Regions from separate parts of the Homo sapiens genome. Here region 1 is linked to region 2. Evidence: chromatin loops called from intact Hi-C (ENCODE). Cell type or tissue: endothelial cell of umbilical vein. All regions are shown on one strand. Each heading gives the region's core, and the rest is flanking DNA. Links, peaks and the distances in the headings are about the cores only.

The links. Peaks named below come from ENCODE experiments on the same cell type or tissue, not always from the same donor. Only the 100,000 strongest peaks of a DNase experiment are listed, where the experiment ranks them.
Region 1: a loop joins it to region 2, with 6 times the contacts of the local background. A loop is called at or near these places in 3 of 110 quality-filtered maps.

What each region holds. Positions count from the first base shown.
Region 1 is chr10:122,523,898-122,534,393 of GRCh38, forward strand. No RefSeq gene overlaps it. Among named protein-coding and RNA genes, the nearest start is that of DMBT1, 32 kb to the right of the region's middle. In endothelial cell of umbilical vein, for the core only: a CTCF peak has its summit at 2,037 (motif pointing right); a DNase peak (open chromatin) is centred at 6,474; H3K27ac peaks cover 1,393 bases.
Region 2 is chr10:122,468,088-122,478,583 of GRCh38, forward strand. All of the region lies in intron 1 of HTRA1 (HtrA serine peptidase 1), which reads left to right. Among named protein-coding and RNA genes, the nearest start is that of HTRA1, 12 kb to the left of the region's middle. RefSeq lists enhancers at 5,892-6,415, 6,416-6,937, 8,034-8,759. In endothelial cell of umbilical vein, for the core only: no CTCF peak of the experiment used is centred there; DNase peaks (open chromatin) are centred at 6,524 and 7,204; H3K4me3 peaks cover 531 bases; H3K27ac peaks cover 3,238 bases.

The DNA of each region.
Region 1 (10,496 bases), core at 1,480-9,479, 56 kb after region 2:
AGACCAGAGTTTTATTATTACTCAAATCAGCCTCCCTGAACATTTGGAGGCTAGGGTTTTTCAAAGATAGTTTGGGGATAGGGGGATGGCTAGGGAATGGGTGCTGCTGATTGGTTGGGGGGGTGCAATCTTAGGCATGTGGGAAATGGTCCTCAAGTGTGCTGAGTTTGCTTCTGGGTGGGGCCGCAGGACAGGTTGGTGGGTCTGGGTGGAGCCACTGGTCATGAGAAACGCAGAAAACCTGAAAAGACATCTCAAAAGGCCAACCTTAGGTTCTGCAAGAGTGCTGTTGTCTGCAGGAGTAACTGGGGAAGTTGCAAATCTTGTGACCTCCAGAATAACGGCTGGTAATTATTTATCAATTTAATCATTACAGATTGGCTCTATCTGGGCAGTGGGCAAGAAAAACCCATTGGGCGGTTACAGTTCTTCTCTGAAGAGCACTCTCTGCTCACCTTTACTCAGGACACCTGTCTACACCTTAGCAGAATTCAGGCACCTGTCATCCTTCTAAACTGGGGGAATTTCATTAGCTTTACAAAGGCGGTTTAGTTTTGGGGAAGGGCTATTATCATTTAAAGTATAAACTAAATTTCTCCCAAAGTTAATTTGGCCCAAGTCCAGGCATGACTAAAGGCAGTTTGAGGTTAAAGGCAAGATGGGGGTTGGTTAGGTCAGATCTCTTTCACTGTCATACTTTTCTCACGGTTTGGGAACTTCCCAAAGGAAGAGACTCCCCCAGCAGATTCATGTTGTGGAATTTAAGCCTGAAATAAAAGTGAAAAATCTCATTGCAATAGCTAGAGTGTGGCAGGTGGCTCTCATTTGGCTCCCACGTGGCACTAAGGTGCATTCCTCCCGACCTGCCCTGCCAGTGCTTCGTAACCCCATTCTTTCCCCATGATGGAAACATACATTCCCATGAAAGAAAATCTGTTCTTGACTGATGAGGACTGGGAGGCTGTGACAAGATGGATACATGTGCCATGTCTTGGGTCAGTGTGACTCTGTGAGGTGCTCCAGGTAGGCCGCCTTCCCCATGCAGTCCTACACACTGGGCACACAAACCCTTCTCCTGTGGCGGGGTCGGGGGCAGTGACCTGTCCTTGTGACAAAGACCTGAGCTGCCTCTCTTCCATGCAGCCACCATCACCTCCCTCCTGGGCTCTTTGGGGGTGCCTCTTGCCCCTGTGCCCTGCCCACCACCCCAGGTGCACCTGCCTGGCTAATGTGCTCTCCCCACTTCCTTTGTTCATCTGCCAAGCCCTTTCTACAGTGCCCAGGGCTGCTATATCTGGTACAACCTGGTCCCTGCTCACACAGGGCCTCCTCCTCCCACTGGTTCATTTTATAACAGCGTTACCTCCTCTTTATTCATGGATGTGAGGGTTAATTTTATGTGTCAACTTGACTGGGCTAAGGGATGCCCAGAGGGCTGGTAAAACATTTCTGGACGTGTCTCTGAGGGTGTTTTTGGAAGAGATTAGCATTTGATTAAGCAGACCGAGTAAAGAAGATTCACCCTCTCCACTGCAGGTGGGCATCAATCAGTCAACCTGTGGAGAGCCCTGAGAGAGCAAAAACGCCGAGTAAGAGCAAAAGTTCTCTCTGTCTGCTTAAGCTGGGATATCTGTCTTCTGCCCTCTGACATCAGCACCTCTGGTGCTTTAGGTTTGAACCGAAACTGCACCAGCAGCTTCCCGGGGCTCTGGCTTGCAGAGAGCAGACTAGGATTCCTCAGCTTCCATAATCATGTGAGCCAGTTCCCATAGTCAATCTCTTTCTGTAGATTTCTATATGTCCTACTGGTGCTATTTCTCTGGAGAACGCTGACTAGTACAATGAGGTAGGTATATTGCATTGGAGACCCAGAACACTTCAAATATTTATTACTGGGCTAGGAGAGAAGGCAAGGCCCTACTAAAAATTGTGGCTGTGTAGGTAAACTTGTTCAGACACATGTATCCATGAATTTAAAATAAAAATTAAATAAAAAGCAAACACCTTTTAAAAAATTTTGTGATGATGGTGGAGGTATGTCCACCAGGGGGTGAGCTGGTCTCGTGAAACTCCAGGGAGGTGTCAAACGACCTGGGTGTGAAAGGGACGGATATCTGGAGGAAGGAATAGAGAGAGGATGGACACACGAGTCTGGCAGGAGCGGGCAGCTTCCTCCAGCCAGACTGTGGGCAGCGCTGTCAGGCTCAGGGGAGGTGGCTCCAAGACCACCTGCCCCTGTCTGTTCCCTTCTATGCCCCAGCCATGTCTGGCACCTTCTGTACACCCCAGCCTCATTGCCTTGCTTATTCATTGCTTGTTTTTCCCAATGAGAGCAGGGACCTTGTGCACAGACTCTCCAGAGCCCTGTACATGAACAGTTGAGGAATGAATGAAAAATGAGTGAAGGGGCTGTGGAGAGACGTCCACAGGGAACCACAGACATTTACAGCCTCATGCAATTTGAAATGTGAGGCTACTTTAGGCCCTAAGGGGCAGGGGAGCATCACTTAGGGCTAGGAGCACCTTTTTGTTCCCTAATTTGGGTGGCTTCTGTCCTCTCCCGCTGTGTTCATCTTCCCTACTCATGGTTTCTTTGCTTGCTAAGCATTTCTCCCCGTTTTGATGACCAGGGCTTAATCTCCCCTATTGGCACTGGGCTGTGATCTGGTTTAAACCATTCCTTGTCTGTTCATAGGGACCCACCTGGTTTGGGGTCCCCCTCCACCATGGATTCCTGACCTACCCAGACCCATCCAGGGCACAGAGGAATTCCTGCCTCAGTGGCCCAGGGTGACTTGAGGCACTCAGGCATGAGAACCCCTGATGCCAAAGATCAAATCTTGTTTCCGTCTCGTGCTGGGCCCTCTTCCTCCCAGGAAGAAATGCTGGGAACTGGTGGTGATAAGTCAGTCTTCTCCAGGGTGGCAAGAGTGTTAATTTACAGCCACCTCTGCCTTCCTCTGTTCCCATCCACCACCCAGCCCCCAGGCCTCCCCCTACCACCAGCTGGGCTCTGATGTGAGTCACTTCTTACAGGGATGTGGAGCAAGCGGTTCACCTTCCCTCAACATCTTGAGCCTTCCCTGTTATTAAAAGTTGAAGGTGCTGGGGTTCCAGGCGATGAATGGGGGAGAGATGGCAGGCCTGTGTGGAGGAGGGGTGGTCAAGCATGATGGTCGAAGTCCAGAGTGAAATGGAGGTGGCCTCTGGGCAGCCTGGGGTCAATATCCACTGCTGTTTCGTGCACAGCCTGGAAAGTGTGTGTTAAGCAGCATCCCAGCCAATGCTGGAGAAATGATTTAATCTCTTGGGGCCTCAGTTTGTTTCTGCCTCTCAACATAGCAAACACTCATGCTCCATCTAACCAGATTTAACAATTTGCACTTCGTTATATTTGCTTTTTTATAAGTAAAAAAGAAACTCTCTTTGATCACCCCCACCCAATCCCATTCTTCCTGCCTCCTCACCCTAGTGGCAACCACTGCTATTACTTTAGTGTGTTGTTTTTTTCGTACGTTTATATATTACATATATATCCATTGGCAATACACATTGTCTTATGTAGGTTTTAAGAATTTCATAAATGATATTGTGTGTGTTATTCTACAACTTTGTTTTTCATTCAGCTTTACTGTGTGAGGTCTATCCTGTTGAGAGATATATGTATATGTATGTGTATGTGCGTGTGTATACATACATACATATTTATAGTTCGCTCCATTCGACTTCTGCATAGTATTCTATCACATGTGTATGCCACAACCCATGTTTCCTATTTCCTGGATGATAAGACTTTATGGTGCTGGGGTTCAGTGTGTTTATCTGTATTGGGGATCCTTACACCTTTCCCATATGTTGGGGCTATGTGAGAGGCACAGGTGATTGGCCAAGGTGATTAGCCCCAGAACCTTCTCAGGTCTTCCCACAGAGAGGGGATTTTGGCCCCCAGGATGACTGCTGTTGCAGAACACCTGTGCCCCCATGTCTTCCCCAGTGTCTGGTAATGGGAGCCTCTCAGGCTGCACCCATCAAGGAGGGCTGTGACCCTCAGAATAGGGCTGGCACTGGTGGCTCCATGCTAAGACTGGAGGGAATTTGGGGAGTCCTCTGACCCAGTTCCCCCAGCAAGTTGCCACTGTGAGATGCCCATCCTGAGTAACACCTCCAGGAATGGGACCTGGCATCCCTCAAAGTGCTACTGTAGGCGTCTGCCTCTGAACGCACATACCTAGGAAGGGAGACTCCCTGTACCCAAAGGCAACTCAGTCTTACATTGGGTTGAAAAATCTGTGTCCTGTTAAGTTCTGTTTCTGTGGCCCAGCTGTGGCTATGGGGCCAACCAGAACACTGAATCCCACTTTGGCAGCAAGCCTGTTGCATACTGAAAGGCCACAGTTATGCCCATCTCAACTCCTGTCTTTAATTTTCTAGGTGAAACAGCCACCATTTAAAAACGATTTCTAGCCACTGAAACTATAGAAAACCAACAGCCACAAGAAACAAAATCAAACGAAACATAAAATAATAAAGGAATGCAGCCTTCCTAGACTGTGGGCTCCCATGCCCTCACCATTATGTTCATCCTCTGAATGTGTTCCTGTTTCCAGTACTAGATGATAAATTCCTGCTGGGGTTGAATTCCTGCTGAAATGCTTGGGCCCGCAGTATTATGTCAGAAATAAGTCTGAGGTACCCATCCTCGGTGGAAGCTTTTTGCCTAAGTATAGACAGCTTGGTATTGAGTACCTGTTAGTTTTTCTGCATAGTTCTCTTTCCCTCATCCACAATCGTTCTTGGAGCTCTCCCTTACTCAGTTCACAAGGAAAGTGCAGTGAACACCCAGGCAACCATTTCTGCAAAGTGGCTCTGCCTCCTGGCACAGTTGATTGGACCAGGATAATGGCAGCTCTGAGAAGGGGTTAAAACCTCCTCTTCTCCTTCCCAAGGCCCCTAATCTCCCTCTGGGGCCCCATTTCTTGATGTAGACAATTAGTGGCTCTCAATCTTACATAAATTGCCATTTAAATGCAGTGTCAAGCACTGATTTTCTTAGGTTGGAACTAAGAGATTCTTGGTTCAAATTTGTTGGTTTCTTAAAAGGAGCAGATACAAGTTGGAGAGCTGCTGGTAGCCTGAGGTTTCCTTGCAGAGGAAACTAGTAAGAGAGAAGGGGAAGAAAGTGTGAGCAAGACGGGAGTTCCAGAGTGCTGAGGGAGCAGAGATGAGGGACTGGGAGATGATGAAGGAGCCCAGGCCCCTAGTTCCCATCCACTCCCAAGGGCTGACTGCACCCTAGCCCTTGGGGACCATGAGACACCCTAGATATGCATTAAAAACACCCTTTCTGCTTGGGGGTTCCTGTTAAGTTTCTGTTTCTTGCAACCACAAGAGTCTTGGTTCATGCAAACATGGAGTCACACCAACTCTATTGCTGAAGTGATCTTCTGACCCCCTCCAGAGCCAGGTCTGCCCCCTTGTGCCCCTTCTACTCCCTGCCCCCAGGCATAGCTTCTATTCTTGTGCCTTTAAATGTCCATTTTTGTAATGTGTTTTTATCCTAAGCCATCTCTATTGACTTGGAAGGCAGCAGGACACAGTGCTGACATAAATACAACATAGAAGCCACAGGGGAAACTGAACCAGAAGTTCAAGTAGGGCCAAGTCATTGCCCTGTACAAAAGGGTCAATCTGGACTTTATTAGGGACCCCATTCCACCACTTCATCTGGTCCAGAGACAAGGAAATCAGCTCTCAGTGGGAAACACCTGTGCTTGTAACTGATCTTGAAGTTTATGCAACCAGGAGAACTGTCCAACTCAAGGCTTCAGGAAATATGCTGATATCTGGGCCTGCTTCCATCAGTTTCATCTAATTGCTGGAAAAATCATGTCACCTAAGAAGGAGGTCCACTCCCCTTCCTGCCCCACCCCCAGCAGCCCAGTATGACCAAAAGCAAGGCACTGGCAGATATAGTGTCTGGTGGGGGTCCTCTTCCAGGTTCACAGATTGTTGTCTTGTTGCTGTGTCCTCCTGTGGGCGAGGGCTGTCTTTGGGGTCCTTTTCATTAGGCAGTTAATCCTTTTTATGAGGCTCTGCCCTCATGACCTAATAGCCTTCCCAAAGCCTCACCTCCAAACCATCACCTTGGGGACTAGGTTTCAACACATGAACTTTGGGGGTAACATAAACATTCAGCAGCATCAAACCCCAAACTCATTGGCTTTGCACATTTAGGAGGTGGTCACCAGGAGTCACAGTCCAGTCGACCAGCCACCACTGGGATTATAACAAACAGTCCCTGTCAGGCTTCTTTTTCTCATGAACCCAACCCAACGTTCTAAAAGAAAACAATGTCTGAGGAAACCTGAGGAGGAGTGCTCTGTCACGGTAGGGGGAGGACAATAGCCAGCTCCCCAGGCGTGGCCCAAGATGACCGCTGCTGGGCTGCCGCTTGGCACTGGGTTGTTGTGGAAACGGTTTCCTGATCGTGGTCATAAGCATTTCCTTTGGCTGGACTACACCCCAAGCATCTTTGATTCTAAACGGAAATAGCCACGTACGGTTGGCAGGAGACTGGGACCTCTGGATGTGGAGCTCACAACTTCTGGGAAGGAGAATGGCACGAAGTTTGTTTTCATGGTCACTCTTAGGACACTACATTTTTCCCCCCCACAATTTCTCTTTTGCTGTGTCCTTTTAGCCTTGAGGGCAATAGTCTGAAATGAGCAGTTAAGCTGGTTGTCATCTCTGATGTTTCCGAAATCCTCTGTCTGCTGTTTCGTGTCCTAGATTTTAGTCACACGGCATGCTCAGCACATGCCAGGCCCTTTACATACATTATCTGATTGAATCCTCAAAATAACCCTATGAAATGGACACTATACTAATATACAAATAAGGAAATCAAGGCTTCAGCTTTGCCTGACTCCAAAACTTACGCTCTTATCCCCCAATTTGATCTGTCCTTCATGGCTCAGCTGGAGACCTTTCCCTCCAGAAAGCCAACCCCTGCCATCCTGCCTGGGGGCTCTCCCTGCCCCAACCCTGTTTTCTGGATTCCTAGATTTGTGCTTGCCTGCAAGTTTGGCTGAATATTGCCCCTCCCCACAGATGTCTGTCTCCTAATTCCTGGAACCTGTGAATATATGACCTTATATGGCAAAAGAACTTTGCAGGCATCATTGAATTAAGAATCTTGAGACAGGGAGATCATTCTGGATTTTCTGGTGGGCACAGTGTAAATCACATGGGTCCTTATAAGACGATGTCAGGAGGATCGGAAGGAAGAAGAGGGGATGGGATGACCAAAGCAGAGGTTGGAATGATGGGCTTTGAAGATGGAGGAAGGAGTCACGAGCCTAGGAATGTGGGTGGCCTCTAGAAACTGGAAAAGGCAAGGAGATGGGTGTTCCCCTAGAGCCTCTAGGGGAGCACAGTCCTGTGACACCTTGACTTCAGCCCGTAAGACACATTTTGGACTTCTACCCTCCAGAACTGTAAGATGATACATTTGTGTTGCTTTCCGCTACTCAGTTTGGGGTCACTTGTTATAGCAGCTGCAGGAAACTCATAGTCTGTGTTGTGATCTCCTTTCTCTGCATCTGCATCCATCTCCCAGCCAGGAGGTGAGTTCTGGCTGCGTAGACGTACTTAATTCAGTTCAGTAGAAATATTTTGGACACTTGCTGTATTTCTGAGCACACTGCCTGTGTCGGGAGGCAATGCAGGCATGAGTAAAGCATACCTCTGTCCTCCAGAAAACAAGTGTCTCAGATTTTACATGGCTAGAGGTCCAAGCTCAAAACCTTGCACAAAAAAGATGAGTAGGAATTAGCTAGTGACTACAGAGAAAACATATGGTCATATAAAACAAAACACAAATAAATATAGTAAGTTTTTTATAAATGAACTAGAAGTAGGGAACTCTTGATTTTTTAAATGAATCGCCATGATGACAAACATTTTTAAAAGTTTAACTCCAAATGATGAACGACAAGGAAAAGGGGAGGCAGCCAGAGCCCAGGAGAGATGAAGGAAAGGGGAGGTTGGCAAGAGGGGGGAGGAAGGTATAAGATGAATACTGTAGGTGCCAAGGGGCTGGGAGTTTCTGGGATGAGGAGGGGCTTGGTGAACTCTAATCATGCCTACCTCTGTGAGTTATAACCTCTTATCCCGGCCTTTGAACTGCTAAGCAAACAAATTAGCCACATTCTCCAAGGTTAAGGTGGCATTTATCATAACACGTTAGCTCTTAGGTCTGAAAAGGATAGTGGAGAGCAAGGGCTGGAACGATTTCAATCACTTCCCTGCACCAGGGTGTAGGTGAGCCCCAGGGCATTTCTGATGGGCTTCTTGCCAGGGGAGAGATTGCCCTGTACTGAAATAGGTCAGTTACATCCCTTTAATGTGCAGTTCCCCAAAATCACCTGAATTAGAATGACCTGAGCATATATTAGGATCCTTATGCCTATTCCAGACCCCTAGATTCTGATGTCACCTCGGATTTGAGAACAGGGTAATTTTCCCTTTATTGGACAAAAGGTTTTCAAAATATTAATAATCTTAGCAATCTTAAAAACTTAATTAACATGAAGTTTGGAGGGGCTTAGTATACCCATGTTGTACCACCTGATTCTTGTGATTAATTTTCCTTGTAAGTTTCTATATACTACGGAAAAGTCCGAATACAGTATTGCATAATTGCCCTCTGTTAACAATTATCAGGTATAATAATGGTAGAAATTTTATGGCATCTCCAGCATATATCAATTTCAGTAAATTAAAATGTATTATCGTACCTGTTCAACACTTCATATCAGACCTTATGCAATACTTGGCATACCGTAAGTTGAGAGTGTGTGGCTCTAATGAGCCTGATGTTTGAAAAATGGAAGATGGTGGACTTTGCCTAGAAAACTTTTGGTAATCAGAGTTATCCATAATAATAAAGCAACTCTTGGGATAAGGCACTTCCCAACAAACCAATTGCTTGATAATCTAAATGCCAGTAATTTGGATGTTTTATAACATAATGGGGTCATAGAAACTAACCTTTCTGTAGATTATTTTTATGCTATACATTACTGGCATTGTCTAAGTTGTGAGAAATACTGTCAATGATTAACTGCAGTGTAAAGATGGGCTCGCTAGATAATATTCCTGCATGGGGTGACAGGAGGCAGGTACGATTTCTCATGCTCATTTTCATACAGAGGAAGCCAGCTTGATAAGCTAGTGTCACACAGCTCCTGAGGAGGGGGTCTTCTGGAACATGGGACCTGTGCTTGCTGCTGACGATGTCAGTTGCACATGAAAAGGTTGAATGCAAGTGGTGGATGGAAGACTTCTTAAAAATGACATGGAAAAGGAAATGCGGCATGCAAACCCTAACCCTCCTGAGATCATGGGTCCACATTGCGTAGTGCTCTAATCTAGAATTTAAATGTATTTCTTTTTTTCTTTTTTTTTTCTGTCACCTGGTCTGGAGTGCAGTGCCACAATCACAGCTCACTGCAGCCTTGACCTCCCTGGCTCAGGTGATCCTTCCACCTCAGCCTCCCCAGTAGCTGGTACCACAGGCGAGGACCCCTTCGCCCAGCTGATTTTTTGTATATTTTTGTAGAGATGGGGTCTCGCCATGTTGCCAAGGCTGATCTGGAACTCCTGGGCTCAAGTGATCCACCCAAGTTGGCCTCCCATAATGCTGGGATGATAGGCATGAGCCACTGTGCCCAGCCTAAAATGTATTTCTTATATCACTATTTTGAATTTGCTTCTTGGAAGATGAAGTAGATAAAAGAGATAAACTAGGCACTGCATTCTCCTTACAGCAAAGGTTTCTCAGCAGGAGGCCATGGGGAGGATGAAGGCTCTCCAGGTCATGAGAATTGGGCTCAGGCTCTTGCTGGGCTTCTCACTTACTAGCTGTGTACCACCAGGCAGTTTTCTCAACTGTACATCACCTGCAGAATGGGCCGATAAAACCTCCTTCATAGAGTTGTTGTAGGGTTTTGAGACACTGCATATAACATGCCAGGCCCAATGTTGTTCTTGGTCCTTGTTCTTATTCTTCAATCCAATCCCTTAGAAACATTTAAAGCAACGATTTGCACCTAATGATCAGGACTGTATCAATTATACCAAATGCATCCTGCATCCTTATTTCTTGCGAGGAAGGATATATGAAATGTTTCATTCATCTATGTGATTCAACCTCCCTCCTACAGTTGCCTGGGGCCTACTGCCTTGTAGGTTGTAGGTACCATGTAGGTTTGGGTTGAATTGAGTTGAATTACAAACTTTGGCAAAGTAATCTTGACAGGGCATGGGGAACTTGGGTTTTTCACTTTTGAGTAGACCACAATTAAATAGTTAGACTTGAAAAGAGTCAACAGAGACTATTATATCTATCTATTTACCTGTAATTAAGATGCACAATGGCTCTTTGAGGTATACACATACCAGGTGTCAGAGCTGCTAGCACCTGTAATCTTGGG
Region 2 (10,496 bases), core at 1,566-9,565:
AAGTGTATCAGGTATGGGGACTCAGAGGTAAGGGCTGGTGGCCCCTGATCTCAAGGTACTCGTGGTAGATAGTATGATGCTCAGCTTAAGGGCTGGGCTTCTGAAGTCGGATTGCCATTTTCTGGATGTGTGGTGTTTCTTGGGTGACTTCATCTCTAAGTCTCAGTTTCCCCATCAGTAAGATAAGAGAAGTAATAGCAGATACATACGTAGCTCTTAGGGCATTGCAGAATGGAAGGACCTCCTTATATGAAACGCAAAGCACTGTGCCTGATGCATTGCTAGAACTCAGGCAATATTAGCGTGTTGTCATTGTCATCATCATCATCATCATCATCATCATCATCATCATCATCTTCAAGGCACTGACAAAGGAGTCAGCTGTGTGGGAGGAGTGCTGGGACACTCTTGTCTCCCTGGGGATGAGGTGGGTGGGTGGGTTAGGAAATCTTCACAGAGAAGGAGGGTGATGTGAGACTTCTGTCCGGGAGCTGACTCGGAATTTGCCATCTAATATGTTGGAAAAGGTTCTCTGGGCAGAGGTATCCAAAGTCACTTTGCCTGTCACCCTTTGAGGTCCCAGTTGTTGCCTATATCATGTGACCAGTGTGTGGCTTCTCTTGAATTAAGAGCTGCATGTCTGGACTGCCTGGGATTTTACAGATGTCATCTCGTTAACTCTCCCTGGAGCTTGTGACACCCAGGAGATGGCAGTTTATAGAAGCCCTGGCACCTTCTTGAATGATGCTTGGTTTGGTTTCTATGCACTGGGAATTCCTCACAAGGAAAGATTTGTCACATCTTAAGGAAGGAAAAAAAGGCAAATTTGGGAGTCCATGGATACCCTATTATTTTAGATTCCAGGACAAATTGTCGAATAAGCACGTTTCATAAAAACAATCCTCCGCAGCATCCCGTGACAGCAGCTGGTCCCTCGCCACAGGATAATTATGTCTCCTTGTGCACACAAAAGTCTCCGAGGGCATATTGTTGTGGCTGGAGTTTCTGATAATTTCCAAATTGAACAACCTCAGTCCTAATGAGTCAGAGGCTTGTGCAATATTTTCAAACCTCAGGAACATCTTTTTCATTAGTTGTGCAATAAAGATGGTAGGCCTATCTCTGTGATGAGCTGTTTTTTTTTCTCAAAGTTTGATGAGATTCGCCGTAGAATTCCTTCTCACATAGTCTTGGGCAAGATTTTACCCGATCTTCCAACACATGAGTCATCTCATATCCTGTGACTAAGAAGAGCTGTCTCTTTGGTGCCAGTTTTCTAAGTGCAGTCACCACTTGATGGAGACGGATGGACACAGTTGGGATTGCCCAGGCAGATGGGCAATCTTGCCAGCTAGACATAGGGGAGGGAAGCCTCAATGTTCAGCGGTCACATCTGCTTTTCTGTGGCACAGAGTGAGCTATACAGGAATATTGTATTCTCCAGGACAGTTAGGGCAGTGGGAAATGTCATCAAACAGAACAGTGACCCAAAGAGCCACTGCCACTGGGTGCTCTGTGGGAGCTGGGCACTGTGCTCATTGTGTTATGGGCCTTGCTTTGTTCTTACCTTGTAGCCACCCAGAGAGGCAGGGCATTATCCTTGCTTCCTAGCTGAGGCCACAGAAGAGGCTCCTAGAGGTTAGCTGTAACTTGTCCAAGGCCAGCCAGTGCAAGGAGGCAGAGCCAGGATTTGAGCCCATGTCTGTTTCACTCCCAAACTATTCTTCAGATTTCTTTAAGTCAAGTGTTATTTAGAAATGTTTTGTTTATTCATCAAATATTTGGTGGGTGTTTCCAGCTATCTTTCTGTTATTAATTTCTAGTTTAATTCTATTGTGGGCTGAGAATATATTTTGTATGATTTCTATTCTATTACGTTTGTTAGGGTGTATTTTCTGGTCTAGAATGTGGTCTGTCTTGGTGAGTGTTCCCTGTGTGCTTGAGAGGAATGTGTGTTCTGTCATTGTTGAATGGAGTGTTCTATAAATGTCACTTAGGTCTAGTGGATTGATAGTGCGGTTCAGGTCAACTGTATCCTTCCTGATTTTCTGCCTACTGATCTATCAATTCCTGAAAGAGAAGTGTTGACGTCTCCTGAGTCTATTCTGAAACACTGAATTGCGGTCTCCATGATGAACCACTAGAGTTAGAAAACCTGGGTCCTAGCCCCATTTGGGCCTTTGGGATGACTCCCTTCTGCCTCAGTTTCCTCATCTACAACAGGGGGACAATGATGCTGCCTAGGAGACATCAGCAGGATACTGTGAAAGTCCAGTGGCATAAGGGGTATGGAGGAGCTTCGTCAACTCCTAAAGCTTCAGTGCTAGGAATCCTAAAGCATTGAAATCCAAAGATATAAGGAATATGAAGGAGTTTTGTCAATTCCTAATGCTTCAGTGCTAGGAATCCTAAAGCATTAAAGTCCAATGATATAAGGAATATGAAGGAGCTTTGTCAACTCCTAAAGCTTCAATGCTAGGAATCCTAAAGCATTGAAGTCCAGTGATATAAGGAATATGAAGGAGTTTTATCAACTCCCAATGCTTCAGTGCTAGGAATCCTAAAGCACTGAAGTCCAATGATACAAGGAATATGAAGGAGCTTTGTCAACTCCTAAAGCTTCAGTGCTTTAGGAGTCCTAAAGCATTGAAGCTGTAAGAGATTAGGACCTCTAGTTGGCAATTCCAGACTCTTCCAGGACTCCTGATAGAGCCAACACCAAGAATAGTGAAGCCAGAAGGATGGAAATAGTAAAATGCCTCCTGGGTGTCAAAGCATGGGTCTCCTCTGGGCATGTTCTCTTGTCCTACTGAGACATGATAGCTCTTGGCCAAAGTGACTGAACTTGACCCTCTGTTTCAGGAAGGCCAAATGCAGGGTTCACTACCATCATGTCCAAGGGCAGATGCGTTGGTCCAGAACATCAGCATCCCAATCATTATACCAAGCAAACAGCCGTCTCTGCCTGCACCGTGGAGAGCACACGCTCCTCCTGGGGTGGCCTGCATCCTGTGTTCTTCTCAGGCCGACTTTCTGTTTAATGTTTGCTGGTCAGGAAATGGCCTGAGCTGAGGTTCTTCAGATCCCAGTCTGACCTTTCTCCACCAGCATTTGTGGCTCTGAAAAATATAGCCCAGTGTGGTTTAGCCCCACTGGATGAAACCCAGTAGGAAAAGTCTGATAATAGCAGAAGACGCACAGGAGGAAGAGTGAGGATTTGAGAGCATCTGGGAAGGACCATGTGCCTGGATATCGTTCTGTCTGTGGGATTCTGTGACACTTGTCATTTACAGTCTGTTCCCATGGAATTCTCATCATTGGCCAAACATATAGTCCTTCTGTCCTCTGAAAAATATCATTCTGCTCCGACCTTTCACACCCATCTCTGACCACATCAACTCCCTGTTTGCATGCATCTTGTGGATGAAGGACACCACTTTACCTGTAAAGACACTGGTGGCTTCCCAAAGCCACCAACTGACTTGTAGAGAAGACAGAATCCCAGAGTATGAAACCTGAGGGTGAAGGGTCCTGGCAGGTCCTAGAGCTCAACCCTTCACTTCACAGGTGGGGAAACTGAGGGAGCCAATGGGAACATGACTCTCACAAGCTGCACAGCTCATCTGTAGGGGCCAGTGTGGAGTCTGTTTGTCCTGAGACCCAGGGCTGAGCCTTTGAGCCCTCCGCATCTCAGCCGCATCCTCCTGTTGGAGCAGTTAGGTGTTTGGGAGAGGCCACGGTCCATGCTCATGGTTTTCCTGTAAGGCTGGAGAAACAGGCCTTGTTCCCTTAGTCTCTCTAATCAAAATGAGGTTGCAGAAAACCCTTCTCCCTACTTCTCCCTAAAATAATTTCCTTGGGTTAGAAGATGACTAAAAGACTATTCATCCGATGACTGATGTCTCCCTTCAAGAGTTATAAGCACATATAAATGCCTTTGAATGGTAATTATAATAATTTTGCTGAAGGGAAAATATCAGTATAAATATCATGGTGGACACATGGAATGAGGACTGAGATGCTTTCATGTCTTTTCAGCTGTGGTTAGATTTTCTTTAAGCAGAATATACAAGTTTTTCCTCTCCTAGCATAAGGACTCTTTTTTTTTGTATCTTTTCTCTCTACTTTTTAGACATGATGGAAAATGCATTTATACATTTGATGACATATTGTACTATCTCAGTTGTTTAAAATTATAAATGTAATTTAATCATATGAAAAATTAAGAAAAGAAGATTCATATTTCACCATCATCTCCCCAGAAATATCATTTCTTTATTACTATTATTATTATTATTATTATTATTATTATTATTATTATTATTTTGAGACAGGGTCTTGCTCCATCACCCAGGCTGGAGTAAGGGGCACGATCTTGACTCCCTGCAACCTCCACCTCCCAGGTTCAAGCAGTTCTCATGCCTCAGCCTCCTCAGTAGCTGGGATTACAGGCCTGCACCACCACACCCAGCTACCTTTTATATTTTTAAGTAGAGACAGTTTCGCCATGTTGGCCAGACTGGTCTCGAACTCCTGGCCTCAAGTGATTGGCCTGCTTCAGCCTCCCAAAGTGTGGGGATTACAGGCATGAGCTACCATGCCTGGCCTAATTCCATCATTTCTGTCCCAAGTGTTGCCACCGTTTGGTTAACTGTTCCCCTGTTCACATCCATTTGGGCCAAGGTTGCAATGTTAAACAATCCTGAGATGGACATTTTCATGTTTATGGCTATTTCTGTATCTAGGGTCATTCTCTTAGGAGAGGTACTAAGGAGTACAAAAACTGGGAAGAAGGATATGGAATTTTTATGGATCTGGTATAAATTGCCAAATTATTTTCCAGAAGGGTTGTAGCCATATTTGTTGCCATCAGCTCTAGAATTTCAACCTCGTAAGTCACTGAAAGAAATTCTCCCAAAATCAATCCTTCAGGAATAATGGAAGAAGATGGTGCCAAACCCCAGCCATTCTGCTCACTGTTAGATTCCTTTTTTGGTCTTACAGGTTACTTTTATTCTCAGGTTGATGGCTCTTAGAGTTGAGCAATGTTTGGGGTAGAATAACGAGCACTTTTAAAACTTGGTTCTACCTGGGGAGGGGGTGAGTTGTGATCACAGACAGTCTCACCTGGGAGGGGCTTGGGTGTTTGTCGGCTTGTCCTTCTAACACTCGTGTCTCAGGCGAGCAGCCTGGGACCAGTGAGGTGACCTGAAGGCTGGAGGTCACAAGCTAAGAGGCGACAGAGAACCCAGGTCTCAGGAAGCCCAGCCCAGAGCTCGCTGCACTGAGCCTCTCGGATGCCAGCTCTGTCCAGGATGCGGGAGGAGGCCAGACTGATTTGGTCTGTTTTGAAAAGTGATGAAAATATTTATTCAAATGTTTTGTACTCATAGGCAGAAGTATAACAGGAGCTGCATATACAAAATTATTTTCTAGTAGTCACATTAAAAAAGTAAAAAGAAAGAACACGATTATTTTTCTTTTTAAAACAGCTTTATTGAGAGATAATTTACATACTATAAAATTTACCCCTTTAAAGTGTACAATTTGCTGTTCTTATATATTCACAATCATGCACGTATCACTACCAGCTCCAGGACACTTTCATCACCGTAAAAAGAAACCCCGTATCCATTAGTAGCCACCCCATACTTCTCCTCTGCCCAGCCCTAGGAAACCACCGGTTCATTTTCTATTTCTATGAATTTGCTTATTCTGGACATTTCATATAAATGGAATCAAAGAATACGTAACGGGCTTCTGTCTCTTAGCATAATGTTTTCAAGGTTGTCCACATTGTAGCATGGATCATTATTTCATTCCATTTTATGATTAAAAATATGCCTTTTAAGGGATACAGGGAGACCAGACGTCTATTTTATCTCCCCTCCCTGATGGGGAATCCTAATTTCAGCCTGGAAAGTCACTGCGAAAGTCTAAACTGCAGAGGTGATACTGTTTCCACTGGAAGAAACTGTAGCACCTGACTCAGGAAGCCAGCATTAAAACCAAGAATATTCTATATGGATGGGGATTACGCACTGAAAGGAAAACATGAGGAAATGCACTTTTCAGATTTATTAGATCATAGAACTTTTTTGGAGCTGGAAAGGATGTCGGAAACCGTCTAGCCTACCCCCTCATCTTACCACTGAGGTAACTGAGGCCCAGGAAGGGGAAGTGGCTTGTTTTGGGTCCGGGACCACTCTTCATTTCTTATTTGAGCCAAAGCTTCCTTCTGGCGTCTGTCTCTGTTTCACAAGTTCCCCTCGCATGGGGGCTGGGTACTGCTTGGAAGAACTGGCTTCTTCCTTGATACAGGGGCTCGTTCACCATCACCTCCCTCCCTCACGTCTCTTCTGCCTCTCTGCAGCCTCAGGCCCTCCTCCTGCACCAGGGGGGCAGACTCAACCCGGGTGGGCACTGCCTCCCAGTCCGTGGCCAGAGGCTGGAGGGCTAGGGAGACTGAACAGCCCCGGCAGCTCCAGACATAACAACCTATGTTGAGGAGTCAGGGCAGGAAGCGAACCCAGCTGAGAAATCTGCGAAGGTCAGGACCAGAGCCAGACGCTTATCAAGAGCAAAGTTAATGGTTTTTGTGAACCGAGCAGTCAGCTGTTTCCCCGAAGATAATAATAGACACATCATGTTGGGCATTCAGGAGGCATCTGAAAAAAAAAATGTGCAGTGGAATTGATTGGAAGCTTTTCCCTAATGCATAAAATAGGCCAGAAAAGACTATCAAATGTAACAGCACCGATCAAACCCAATAGATCAAGCAAGGACTGAAAAACACAATTTTTTTTTTCTTTGCCAGTGAGTCTGAAAAGTGATTTTCAATGACAGGCGCCTTTAAACATAGACAACATAAACAACAACATAGTTGTTCTGGAAGAGGCATCTTTTCCCAGTAAAGCCAAAGATGCAGATCTAGGCTGTGCTTGTGACTGACAGCACAGTGAGGGGTTCACAGCCAGCTGGCCAGGTGCCCCCCGAAAGCACATTTCGAATCTACTCTATTTGAGAGAGACTGCCTTAGCCTTGTTTGGGTAAGTCTTCCTCCTTCACTTCACCTGCCACAGACTTTTCCAGGCACCATCTGCTGCAGTCTTGGCCCAGCCCCTGCAACAGTTACTGCTCAAGGCACCCGGGACATGCAGGACGGGGGAGCAGCCTGAGGTCTGGCGTCCGGCGAGCTTTTCCCACTTGGAGCCGTCTGGGAGACTGTCCCGGAAAGAGAGGGGCTGCCAACACTTGGAAGTGCCAATGTGTGCTGCAAGTCGAGGCCAGGCTCCCGGCTCCCCCGCCTCTTCCTCCTTGATTCATTAAAAGGAAAGAAAGAGGCCACACGAAACTCTCCTGAATTTCATTTCTTTGTTTCTATGCAAAAGACAGAGCGTGGTCATTCATCATTCAAATTTTAGCCTTTTTAAACAAATAATAATTCCTGCTTGTGAATTCAGTGTATTTTAACAAGAGTAGGTCTGAGGGCCGTTGGCCGTGTCTTTCCTTAGATTTGCAGACAGCGGCCCTGATGGTGCATAGGGTTTCAGGTTTCCTTTAGACCTCAGCTGGCTGCCTGGGCCACCACTTAGCAATGCCATTGTCCTTCCTGTGCATTTTCTTTGCAGAATTCGAGGAAATCCAGTCGCACAGGCCCCTCTGTGCCCATGTCCCCGGCGCCCTGGAATGTGCAGTACCAGCAGCAGCGATTAGAATGGGGGTCTGGTTTCCCGGAATGTGCAAGGTCTGGCTTCTGTTTCTGCTGCCTCCATGCCCCAGACCAGTGCTGGGCCGGGCTCTGGGCTGGAGCCGTGGCTGACAAGTTTCCTTGGAATTTAATGGAGCGGGCCAGACAGCATGCAGCCACTCAAACTGAAAACCTGGGAAAGAAATGAGTGTTGTGGGGCAGCTTTGCTGCATTCACTGGGTCATATATGCTTCTTTTTCTTTTCCTCAGGCAACCCCTCTTGCAGACAGGAGGCCCCCTCCCCTTTCGCTTCATGCCTCACTGGCCATTAGGAACCTTTTAAAACTGATTTCTCTCCTGACCCTCAGAGAGAACATAGTCCAAGTTCCCTGGAGGAGGAGGAAGCGCTCTGTGTTTCTCTGCAGTTCACGGCTCAGTTAAATGCAGCCTACGTGCTGTCTTTCCCCACTCCTCTGCCTGCTCCCGTTGTGCTTCTCATGATCATTCTCAAATTCAGCGAGAAACCTCACAAAGGGAGCTTTTCTTAGGGAAGAGTCATCCTTGGCCTCCCGAATGTGGACCAGCCCCTCTCCCCAGCTGCACAGCATCAGGTTAGTTAACCACCTGCCTCCATCTGGGTCCTGTCTGGACAGGCCTACTCACACCTGCTGCAGGCATCCAACTTGCCCTCAGGTGCCTGTGGCTCGTCCAGAGGGGTGGAGCCCACATTCCAGTCCTGACAGGTAAAGTTCAGTGGCGGGGACCCTGCATTTAGTGTAAAGATCAATATTCCAGGTCCTCTCTTCCTGCCACCCAGCGACTGGCCGTTTGCAGGCACTCGGTCCCAGTTGTCCTGGGCCTGCAGCCCTTGCATTCTCTCTGCTTTGTCTCTGCTATTGCACCCCTGCCCCATCAGAAATGCAGGTGGGGGGGCCTTCCGCTGGGACAGTGAGAGACTGGGTAGTAAGGGGAGCGCTAGAGGGATGGTTGCGCTTGCATCCAGCCCTGACTGCATTCGCTCTCCCCCGCCTCTCTGTGAAGGTGCTGAGCTGTGAGTGGAACCAAGTGGATGAGAGTGGCCTTGGGCACCTGCCGATAAATTTCCCGGTGTGTCTTCTCCTCCTGGGAGTCCCATCTGGATTTGGGTCTGGATTTATTTATTCAGCAAGTAGCCTCTTTATAGTTACTTTTTTTTTTTTTTTTTTTTTGAGATGGAGTTTCACTTTGTCACCCAGGCTGGAGTGCACTGGCGCAATCTTGGCTCACTGCAAGCTCCGCCTTCCAGGTTCACGCCATTCTCCTGCCTCAGCCTCCCGAGTAGCTGGGACCACAGGTGCCTGCCACCATGCCTGGCTAATTTTTTGTATTTTTAGTAGAGACTGGGTTTCACTGTGTTAGCCAGGACGGTCTCGATCTCCTGACCTCATGATCTGCCCACCTTGGCCTCCCAAAGCGCTGGGATTACAGGTGTGAGCCACCATGCCCGGCCTGTAGTTACTTTTAATTTAGCCATGCTCGGGGCTGAAGGGGATGCCAAAGAAATATAAGATGAGCCCCTCAGACGGCTAAAGATGAAGATGAGGCCTCCAGTATGTACCTCCCACATACACCCCAGGAAATTCTGGGTGTCACTGGATTCTGGACCTCCCAAAAGCTGCTGGCACCTGGAGGATGGGGCCCCGAGGCTGGACCTCACTCCTGCTGGGTTGCTGGACTGGGAAAGTACTGATGGCAGCTGAGGAGTGTGTCCCAGACTTCACTGAGCCATTCCCAAAGATTATTCCAAGTTCTCCTGACACTGCACTGGAGGCCTGCTGTGCTGGCCTTCTTTATTTACAGTTTCTGACTGGTGTCTAGCAGCCCTGCCAGAGAGAGCGGCAGTGTGTCTGCAGGCGACCAGGAGAAATGTCTCAGGCTTTAGAGCAGGACTTTGAGCACATAGCTGTGGGGGCCCAGCAGGCTGTCTCCTGCACGGTTACTTCTCCTTGTCCTTTCATGGTCGAGAGGTTGCTGCCTGGCCCTTCAAGTGAGGATGGGACATGCTATCCATTGGCCTTAATTTCCAACCTCTGCATGATGCATTTTATGCTCCTGCCTTTGAAAGAACTTTTATTTTCTTGTCATTTATGCCCAGACCCCACATGGCAGAAGGAAGGGAGGCTGGGACAGGGGAGGCGGATAAGCTGCCGCTGACAGACCTGCCCAGTTTCTTAGCTCATCCCGGCCTCCATCCTGGTGAGCAGACACTGGCCCAATCCAGCCATATTTTTGGCTGAGTTTCTGTCTTCACATCTCATCCTTAACCCTGAATCCTGGCCATAGTTGGTACTGGGTTGTATTCTTATTTGTAATCTTTAAAGTAGGAATACCTTTGCTGGTATTTAAAGTGGAAGAAATCAGGTGAAGAATCACAAGTGATTTGCAAACTGGAAGAGACATTAGAATGTAAATGTGAGGAAGCGTCAGCATGAGGGGCTTGCCTGGGCTGCACAGCTTGCCTTGGCTGGAGTATGCACTGTTCTGGCATTGCAGAGAGGATGGGTACCTTGCCTCCCTGCAGGTGGGGGACTGTATCAGCCCCCGCAGACTGCTCCTGGGCTCCTGAGTTTGACAGATTTTTTTTTTTTTTTTTTGAGACGGACTCTCACTCTGTTGCCCAGGCTGGAGTGCAGTGGTGCGATCTCGGCTCACTGCAAGCTCCACCTCCTGGGTTCACGCCATTCTCCTGCCTCAGCCTCCCGAGTAGCTGGGACTACAGGCGCCTGCCACCACGCCTGGCTAATTTTTTGTATTTTTAGTAGAGACA